Linked DNA regions of Mus musculus: region 2 is linked to region 1. A link is a contact called in ENCODE Hi-C or POLR2A ChIA-PET data. All regions are on one chromosome and are shown on one strand. Each heading gives the region's core, a stretch centred on a gene start or an enhancer-like site at or near the end of the contact. The rest is flanking DNA. Distances are from core to core; before and after follow the strand shown.

Evidence for each region. A loop is a pair of places that touch in the nucleus more often than their neighbours do. ChIA-PET counts read pairs that join two places held with the same protein, here RNA polymerase II (POLR2A).
Region 2: a loop to region 1 is called in a map of heart, with 8 times the contacts of the local background. The contact joins two enhancer-like sites. A Hi-C loop is called at or near these places in 7 of 37 maps with a recorded cell type or tissue (T-helper 2 cell, gastrocnemius and heart). POLR2A ChIA-PET finds 5 or more read pairs at or near these places in 2 of 5 experiments (Patski and embryonic stem cell).

Annotation. Positions count from the first base shown.
Region 1 is chr19:32,300,589-32,305,540 of GRCm38, forward strand. The region is part of intron 2 of Sgms1 (sphingomyelin synthase 1); the gene reads right to left. Among named protein-coding and RNA genes, the nearest start is that of Sgms1, 85 kb to the right of the region's middle. Within about 2 kb of position 3,592, at least 2 of the 3 ENCODE cell types and tissues checked have a DNase peak (open chromatin) inside an H3K27ac peak, as active enhancers do; they include heart, where a contact is called at or near this core.
Region 2 is chr19:32,177,998-32,182,934 of GRCm38, forward strand. The region is part of intron 5 of Sgms1 (sphingomyelin synthase 1); the gene reads right to left. Among named protein-coding and RNA genes, the nearest start is that of Asah2, 77 kb to the left of the region's middle. Within about 2 kb of position 3,259, at least 1 of the 3 ENCODE cell types and tissues checked has a DNase peak (open chromatin) inside an H3K27ac peak, as active enhancers do; it is heart, where a contact is called at or near this core.

The DNA.
Region 1 (4,952 bases), core at 2,342-4,841:
GATTTTTAGGATTTCCAGGTTTGGGACCAGGAACAAAAAAGAAAGAGATCCACCATGACAGGACAGTGTGGAGGAGAGGATAGACTAGGGCCTGCCTGAGAAGAGTGAAGAACAGCCACGTGAAGAAGCTGGGATGGCACAGTCCAGAGCGCGACCCAAGTGGACAGCCCTCTGGGTCCAGAGCAGCCAAGGTAGAACATAGAATTAGTACATAATAACTCAGGATTAACCACATGGAAGTTAGGCAGTAGCCCAGCTATTGAGTTGTTTAAGGGATATTAAAATATAAAGGCTGTGTGTGGCTTTATTCAGGAACATAAACCTTGGGGCAAGCAGTTAACCACAACTCCAGGATTTATTTAAAAATCCTTCAACAGAGGAAGAGAAGGAGTACAAGTGTTTGGTAGATAAGGACTCATATGGACACTTGTACTGGTCCTTTAGCATGTCTAATGTTGAGCCAGTATAAAACTAGCCACTCACTACCTAAGTGAGAAAGTCTACAGGAATCCCCATAACATCACTGAAACTAGGGTTTACCTAAATCTGACAGTGAATATGATCATTCCACTGCATGCTCCACAACTAGGATTGATGGCACCCACTCATCATACCCAAGCCTCTCAGGCTCCCAGGCCCTTACATAGCTCTCCAGTGTCTGAGTGACCTATCAGAGCACTGCATCCACAACAACCCTGCTCTCTCTCTAGAGACTGAGAAACGCCAGACTTAAACCACAGCAGCAGTACAATTAGGCTGGTGCTCTCTCTCTCTCTCTCTCTCTCTCTCTCTCAATCTTAAAAATGAAGACAGTGAACTAAGTATGCTAGTACATGTCTAAGTTCTGAGCACCTCAGAGCCAAGGCAGGAGGATCAGGCTTGAGGTCAGTGTTGGCTTCAGAATGGGAAGCTATGTAAGGAAAAGGGGGTTAACATGAGTAAGAAGAGAAACCAATAACTTAAAACAAATAGGCTCTGAAGTTGAGAGGTGAAGACTCAGAAACCATTTTCCAAGACTGTACAAAGACCAAGACCACATTCCTACTAGGAAATGAGTCCATTACAGCTACATTGTAGAGCAGTTTGAGCTCTTTGTAAAGCTTCAGTGTGCTAAGGAGTTTTGGTTTATGGTTGCCTCTGTATCTGGCCAAAGTCCCAGTTTCAATCTTAGGCGAGGCAGAGCCATCTTTCTCTAGAGCTACATTTCTTGGACCTAAGATGACAAGAGAGCATCTGAGTCATTATCTTCATCTACTCGAACACTGATGAGACATGCATAAATCCAGAATGAATACAGTAAGCTTGAACAGAAATGGAACCAGAACCAACACGATGTATTTCCCACTAAGTCAGCACTGTGAGAAATGCTCAATGGGAATAAAATAAGATGGATAAGGCCTGTGCCGGGAAGAAGGCTGTCACTGTACATCCAGAGCCTTATGAATCTTCAGACTATTTGATCTACTTCTATTATAAAAATTCAAAATTCCATAATTTTAGTCTAAGAATTTAGGAGGAACCATATAGAACACTGTGCACATATTAAACATTAATATTTTCACACAAAAATAATTAAGATATAATACTAAAGAATGTTCATTAAAGTATCAAATATACAGATATGGCCATGTAGGAAAAAGAAACAAGGCTGACAAAATGATGTCACATAAGCCAGTCTCATTCACTTCGGTAGCCTCAGCAACTCTGAGATCTCCAGCTCACTGTGGCACAGGGACAGTGCTGAAAACATCCACGGTTCTCTCCACTGAAAACAACCAGTGTCAATGTCAGTGGGAGGAAGTGGCTGGTCCTTTGAACTGTGCCTTGGCTATTCTTAGGCAGTGGGCAAATGTTTGCTAAGGGTCTCACACTAGGTTAAGGACACTTGCTGGGCCCTGGCAAGATGTCATTTACATCCCTTTGCTGTTGTGACTTTAGACAGTGACCTGAAAACTTCGCACCTATAAAATCTGGTCTCTCAAGCTTTGTACAGAGGCTTAAACCATCTAGAAGCCTGGGCTCTGTGGATAGTGATGTGTCAGTGCAAAGGTCTGTCACCCTCCCAAGGGACCTCGATTCCCACATCTGCAGAAGGAACCTGTTAGACAAATTTTCGTTTCAAAGGTTCAGCCTGGCAATAAAATGAGAGTCTATAATCTAAGAATTGCCATCAGTCAGAAACCAGAAAGGATGTTGCTCACATTTCATCTATTACATAAACCTTACTGTAACAGCTCTTAATACCTTGTTTTGGATTACCTTCTAAGTGGTGTGTTCGGCCTTGTTCTACTGGGATCATGGGGTAAGGGTGGTTAGAACATTTTATCTTCTTAGTTGTTTGTCTGGTTTTGATGAATGATCTCTTGTATCACAAAGCTGGCCCCATCCTTACTTCAACTTCTCATCCTCCAGCCTCCTCGTCCCAGTTGCTGACAGGAAGGCACTCATGCCCACACTTGGTTTCATGGGCTGCTGAGGATCTAACCCAGGGTCACATCCATGCCAAGCAAGGATTCTATGAGCTAAGCAACATCACTATCTAGCTGCTGTTGCTTTCTTTTAAGTCCTTCCATGTGATGGGTCTCATCAGATAAAGGGGGGGGGGGCGATTTCCTTGTTCCTGCTGAACTCAACACAGCTTCCTTCTCAGCCCTAGCTAAAAGCCTGTACTCAGTCGCCTTACATATCAGGTCACTGGGGACTTAACTGAGCTTTGGGACATGAAGAAGAGCCTGCAGCACAGGAAGAGCCTGCAGTTTCACAGTGAGCTCGGGATGGGCAAGCCTACAGCTCAGAGCCCAGCTTTGCTTGAGCTGCATCACCAATGCTATCACCAATGTCAACAAAGGATGCTTTGTCTTCACCCATCCCAACATCACACATTAAATGAATTTTTCACAGTTGCTAAACACCGGCCACATAGATCATCCTTCTTGCATTACAAGGAGTTTTGTTGTTTCATTGGTTCTAGTCCATTCCCAATCAAAAGCCCAAACAATTTGTTTTAATTCCTTCTTTTATTTGGAAAATTATTTCATTTCTCCCCTCCCTGCCTCTGTCCAATACCCCCATATGCCCCTCCTCCTTGCATTCAAATTCATAGCCTCTTTTTCCTTTAACTATTATTATATACATATATGTATATAAACATATATTCCTAGATATACAAGTACAGCCTGCTCAGTCTGTACAATGTTACTTGTTTGTATGTTTTCAGGATTGACGATTTGGTATTGGATAACCAATTGGTGTGCTCTTCCCTAGGGAACAATATCTTCCCCGCTCCCTGTTGAAAATATCTGCTTTCAACATCTTTATAGTTATCTGATCTCCGAGCTTGTGATTCAAAAATGGAATCTAAGATAGTCAGTCTTATTTCAGAGTTATACCTCCAGACTTTAAAGAGTCATTTTTATGTCACAGCCCCAACAAAATCACAGCAGCCAAAGAGAGGTGAACCTACAGGTGTCAACTCCCAGACTAAACCCGTGTCTCTCCCTGGCCCGTCGGCCCAGTCCAAAGAGTAGGCAAAGAACCATACTGACTTGAGGCTACATCTGCTCGCCCAGAAGCCCTCCCTCCAGCTTGTAAGGGCAGAGAGCCAAGGCCAGACGTGGGAGCAGGGGCCCTTCCTGTCCCAGCTGGGATACAGGCTGCCCCGCCCTGTTCTTTCTAAGAGGAAGTGGGCTGGAAATCCTGTACACTCATTGTTTTATTAATAAAACTTTAGAAGGAGGAAATCTTTAGACAGGGATACATATTCACTTGGAAAACTAGGAGGCTAAGTCCCTAACATTCTTATGTTTCTTGCTGACTTGATTATCTGAGACTTTAGAAACAAAAACAGAATCCTAGTCCATCTTAGCATGACAAGTTGCTGATGACATATTAGACAGACAGCCGTCATTATTATGCATAGCCCCACCCACATCACAGTATATTCTGAGATAGGGAGCGAGCCTTACATGGGTTCAGAAACTCTTGTACTTTCCAGGATGCCGCACTCACAGAAGTCCAGCTAGAATCATTCTATAAACAGATGACCCTAGACTTACAGGTGAGAGGCAGACTTGTAGAAAGCATAAATTCAAAATCAGTCTCTCTCCCTCTTTCCCTCTCCCCACTCTGCCCCCACTTCTCTCAACTCACTATGTAGACCAGCCAGGCCTTCAACTTACAGACATTGCCCTGCCTTTGCCTCTGTCTCTCAAGTGCTAGGAATAAAGGTATTCACTAGCAGCCCCTGGCTCAAAAGACAATTAATGAAACAATTCACTAAGCCAGCGTTACGGCTTCATGAATCAGCTCTTAGACTAGAAAAGCTGTTTCTCACGCCTGAATCCACCTCTTCTAGGATAAGGTAGTTAGGCAAGCCTAAGCATACTGGGTGTTCCGGCAACACACCCACAAGTGGACGAAAGGCCTCTCAGTCTCAAATTTCCTGGGCAAACACTTAATGCTGCTGTGTTGGTGTGGTTTCTACACTGTCTTGGACTATATTAATATTCCTTCTTCCTTTCCACAGATGAGCTGGCCCAAGTCCTCCGGCTCTTACTCATTCCTAATCACTCACTCATTTCCTCTGTTCAGACTGGGATGGGAGGGGCAAATAGCTCTCTGGAACCACTAATGTTTGGACTTAAGATGACTGGCTATTTCATTATTTTGAATTAAAAGGACTAGACTCATCACATTCTTTTGGGGGAAAAGTTGCCAAGTTACCCATACATTTGAATATAGTTTTGCTTACTATTTCAAACTGCTTTAATAACAGAAAGTATGCTCATGGATAGCTCTATAATTAATAAAGACCAAGAAGGGAAACCCCAACATGGAACTCCACTGAAGATAATCCAGTGAGTACTATGACAGATGTCTTTAAGCCCCGTGTCCCCATCACTACTTGACTGCAATGTTCTCATATGCTCATTGAAGTCTGTTTATCAAACATT
Region 2 (4,937 bases), core at 2,009-4,508, 120 kb before region 1:
TGGGAGAGAACACAGAATTCTAGCTTTTTACACAGGATTTATATGTCACAACTAGATGCCATGCTAGTCTTTGAAAAAAGTGAGAGCTGGAACACAGAGGGAAAGCAGAAAGAGGGAAAACAGAACAAGAATTGCCTAAGGATTCAAGTCCAGGGTGATATGTCCCTTTAAATGTGAGTGGCCACCTGGAACAGTGTCAGGCTGCCATGGGCTTACCATAGCCCATCTTCTTGGAAATCTCTGTTGCTGGGACACTGGATAAACCCTGTTAATACCAGTAGTCTTGGCAGGGCATCAAGGAAGATGGTGAACAGCTGCCTCCCTTAAGACCACAGCAGACATTTTCGCTACCAGTCCAGGGGGCAAGCTCCTTCCCTCTGGAGCCCTGAGACTTTCCTAAGTGCCAACACTCCAGTGCTCTTCAGAAAGACTCGGCAAGTCACCAAGATCTAGCAGAGCACACAGATGGACTCTTCAGGTTTGTTCCTACACATGGAGACTCAGGTTTCTAGAATACAGATTTAGAACAAAACCAAAACCAAACCTACCCTGATGGCTGTGGAGGCACAAGCCTTTAATCCCAGCACTCAGGAGGCAGAGGCAGGTGGTGATCGGTTGAGCTGGAGGTCAGCCTGGTATACAGTGAGTTCCAGGACAGCAGGAATACACAGTGAAAACCTATCTTGAAAAATCAAACCAGAAACAACAACAGAAAACATTTCCTAATATTGTAAACGCAGTTAAAGACAGCAACCATGAGCTCTAGAAAAGAGTCTGACATGGCCTGACCAATCTGCAGCTGGTTTCTAAAAACCCAGACTAGAAAGATGCCTGAAGTTCTTAGTTTGTCTGTGATACTAAGGCTCCTCTAAGGTCATGAGACTCAGTGTAGAAACCTTCCTGCTGTCACCTACTTGCCCCAGCCCCAACCTGGACACTATGAGAGGCTGCATTGGACTGAGGCATGAATGGCTCAGAGACCATTCAGAACTCAGTGCCCAAATATTAACATGCCGCCTCCCGGAAACGTCAACACCGAGATTTACTTACTAGCATTTACTCTGAGCTTCGTTCAAGGTGTTGAGTGTACTGGTCTTCCTATCGAAACGAAGGGACATGAGACAAATATTTAACTGAGATTTTAAGACCTAGATGCCGGGGTAAATAGCTCAGCTGGCAAAGAGCTCGTCACACAAGCAGAAGGATCTATGTTTGAAGCCTTAGCACTCCGTGAAGAGAGGTTATGAGAGACACTCCACTCTAACTTCTGGCTTCCACTCGAGGACACACAGCACATACACAAATAATACACCAGTAAGACTAAGTCCTGTGTGGTATAGGAGGCACTGACTAAGAACACTGTTTGCAGGACCACTCAGGAGGGAAATGTTCTCAATGCAGGGAAGTGCTGCAGGGGCTGCTGGGAGCTCCTCTCCGCCACAGTGAAATATCCCATATCTCTTGTGCTTCAGTGAGACAGTGGGCAGACAGCAGAAAGAAGAGACAGTGCACGGCGACTGTATGTTATTTCTCTTACTATTTTCAGCTCATTTCAGCTTAAATTGCTCTTGGCATTAAGAACCTGCTTTTCCTCATTATCTGAAGAGTTAGCAGTTTTCAGTTTGAAATGATGAATGTTCTACAAATAGACAGCGTCCATCACCGCTGTGAATTCCCACCACCACTGCTATGGTATGCATGTGTCATGCATTCCACAGGCTCCCGTGTTTAAAGGCCTTGGCCCTTGATCCCTTTAGGGAACAAGGTCTATAGGGGAAGTAGCTACTGGAGGGGGAATTCTTATGTGTTATATCCTGGCCCTGGCTCCCACCCTTTTAAGTTGTCTCTGTCGGGTATACTGTTATAGAAGTGAGAAAGTAACTAACTCCTACTAGACTGTACACTAGTAACTCCTGCTAGATTGTACACTAGTAACTACTACTAGATTGTATACTAGTAACTACTGTTAGATTGCTGCAATCTGGGGTTGGGAAATTTAGCTGAGTGGGAGACACTTGCCTATCAAGCAAAGGCCCCAGCTTTGGTCTGCAGCCAAAGAGGGGCTGGGTTGGAGGGCTGAGGTAAAGTTTAACTTCACCACTAAAAGAAAAGTGTTTTCTTTGTAAAATGAACTATAACCAGCAAATGAGCCAAGGAGAGAGAGAGAAAAGAATCCAGCCACGGCTGACCAGGGCAGGCTCTGTGAATAGTTTACCTTACCGAGGAGAGCTTGCCCGCTCCACCCTTGGCCGTTCCTACCATTTCCCCTTTCTGGGGCCAGAGGGCACTGAAGAAGGGAGACAGGTGGTTCGGGAGATAATGAAACTCCCAGTCAGCTGGGTAGTTTTAGCATTCCTTGTTGCATGGTCAGAAGGACCCAGTGCTTTGGGCACCCTGTTCCTTCACCTCCCCAGTTTCCTACGTCCAACTTCCCCCTAGTCCCTTCACGACCTCAGCTCCTCTGCACCGCGGTCAGAAAACTCAAGTTCAGGAAGGTAATTTGTTTTCTTTTCCTTTTCCAAAACCTTTCCTGACTCAACTGAAGTTGAAACAACAAGACAAAAATCAGACAGACTGTCTATGTACAATCACATATATTTTCTCCTGGTAACTTTAACATGGAAGAATCTTGTGAATTAAGAACTGGGATTATATATGACTTCTGACCCGTGGGTTTCGGTTGGCTCCAGCCAGTCTTGGAAAATAGTCTAGTTCTGGAATTGGAACAGAATTAGTACTCTTGTGTACGAGTTGCTTTCTTGGGAAATGATTAGGGACATGGAAAGTGCCTGTGGTGTTCCATATTGTAAGTTTTAATGAAGCTTAGATTCAGCAAGTGTCCTACACACTACAGTTATGCTTCGCTCGTTTGTTGGCTGGCTTGGCTTTACAAGATAGGGTCTCACCATGTAACACTGGCCTGGTCTCAAACTCACAGAGAACCTTCTACCTTTGTCTCATGAGTGCTAGGATTAAAGGCATGTGCCATCATGCCCAGCACGGCCCTGCTTTGGGGGTAATATATCTTAGATACATATGTACAGAAAGCAAGGATTTGAGTCTATGTCCTAATATCTCTTCTGACTTTATTCTGCATAATTTCACAGTTCAAATTTTGTAATAAGCATATTACTTTCATAATCAATAAAGGCTATAAAAAAATGGATGTCCTAAAGGTGGTGCCTTCCCCAAATAAAACTACACTCGAACACGTTATCTACCTACTCCACTCCAGAAAGCTCTCTGCACGTATGCGCTCATCCAGCGTGATAGGCAGAAAGTGAGAGGCAAGACCCAGTGAAGTGACAAGCTAAATTTAGCAGACAGATCTGAGCTACACTTCTCAACAACAACCCCTGAAATAGTCTGGTCTTACAAAACTAAAGTGCATAAGCTTGTCACTCAGGGCTTCCCAGGGCACTGAGTTCTATCGAATGCTCCCGAGAGTCACATGCTAGTAAATGAAGTGCCACTGTCTGCTATTGCACAATATCCTGGCACACAGCGCTTTGTGTCGCTACAAAACTCGGAATGCCCACAAATCAGAGGCAAAGGTCAACCTCCCTTCCTCCCCTTTTCTTTTTGTTCTTTTCCGTGTTGTTTTAAGCCAGGGACTCACTATGAAGTTCAGGCTGGGTTTCAAAGTGAGGCTCCAAGCCTGACTCAGCCTCTCAGGTGTAGGATTAAAAGTGTGTGCCATCATGGCCTGCTTAAGGTCAAGATCCAGAAACACACTTATTAACCACGGAAATCACAACAACCTCGCATAACAAAGACTCAAAGATTTGTAATAAAAACATTTTCTCCAGTAGACACTGAAATTATTAAATGTGTTTTGTAATGTGGAATTATCAAAGACTTTAGGTCATCACGCTGCACTGCTGAAGAGAAGGCGGCCCAGGAATGAGTGACGTAAGTCTCTTACTCCATGTCCAACCCACAGAGTTGCCAGGATTATCACTCTATTGCTTAGAGAGGCAAAGGCAAAATTTCTCTTTCTCCTACTTCTCCTTTCACAAAGTCTAAAAATAATTCCACTTGTCATAGTTTCACAATTTCTATGGAATTTTCTTTTAAACTTCCAGTCTTCTTTATGGCCTAACATCTTAAACACACACGCCCTTCCTCGGGGCAGCAATCTGTTAAGAGAGCAGAGATGGCTTCCTCGCTTGTGCTTTGAGTTAAACAGTGTAATCCAACCAGAGGGGAAATCTCAGGCTGGAAGGTAAACAGGATCTGAGGAAATCGCAACATCCCCTAAAGACAAAGCTTTCCTTTTCTGGGTACACGATTACCTGCTTGGTTTGAACTCCAAAGAGCAGTGCGTCACAAGCCTGTCTCAACTTCCTGAGCATAGTGTTCTCTAGATATGGCTCTATTATGTCCACAAGATACCGAGTCCTTACAAAGCACATGTTGTCATATTTATGCTTTCCTTTGTTTTCAGTAGGCACAAAGATATTTTGTTTCCAACATAAAATAAAAACTACCTAACGGCCATGGGGTTTGGCTCAGGGGAACTGCTTTTAACATGTTTATATTTACACATAGATGGCCTTAAAACATTAGAGTTCAACATGGCGCTACATGCCTACTGGAATCCCTTTCCATTTATATCCTGAGGTAACCGTGCAATGGGGTGGGGCTTGTGGAGGTGATTGTGTCACCATGATAGAACCCTCACAGATGAGACCAGTGTCCATACAAAAAAAAAAAAAAAATGAGACCCAGGAGGGCCCTGTCCCCTTCTATCCCAAAAGGGCCTGGTGCTAATAGCCTCTGAAGATGCTGCTGCACTGGTCACTTAGCTAGCCTTCAACTTTTCTACCTTGAGGATGGGCAGACACTCCTGCGCGGTATGGCATTTTTACAGTAGTAGGGGTAGACTGGGACTCACCTCTTCAATACTTGGCTAAACATTCTTTCTTCCCAGGTGA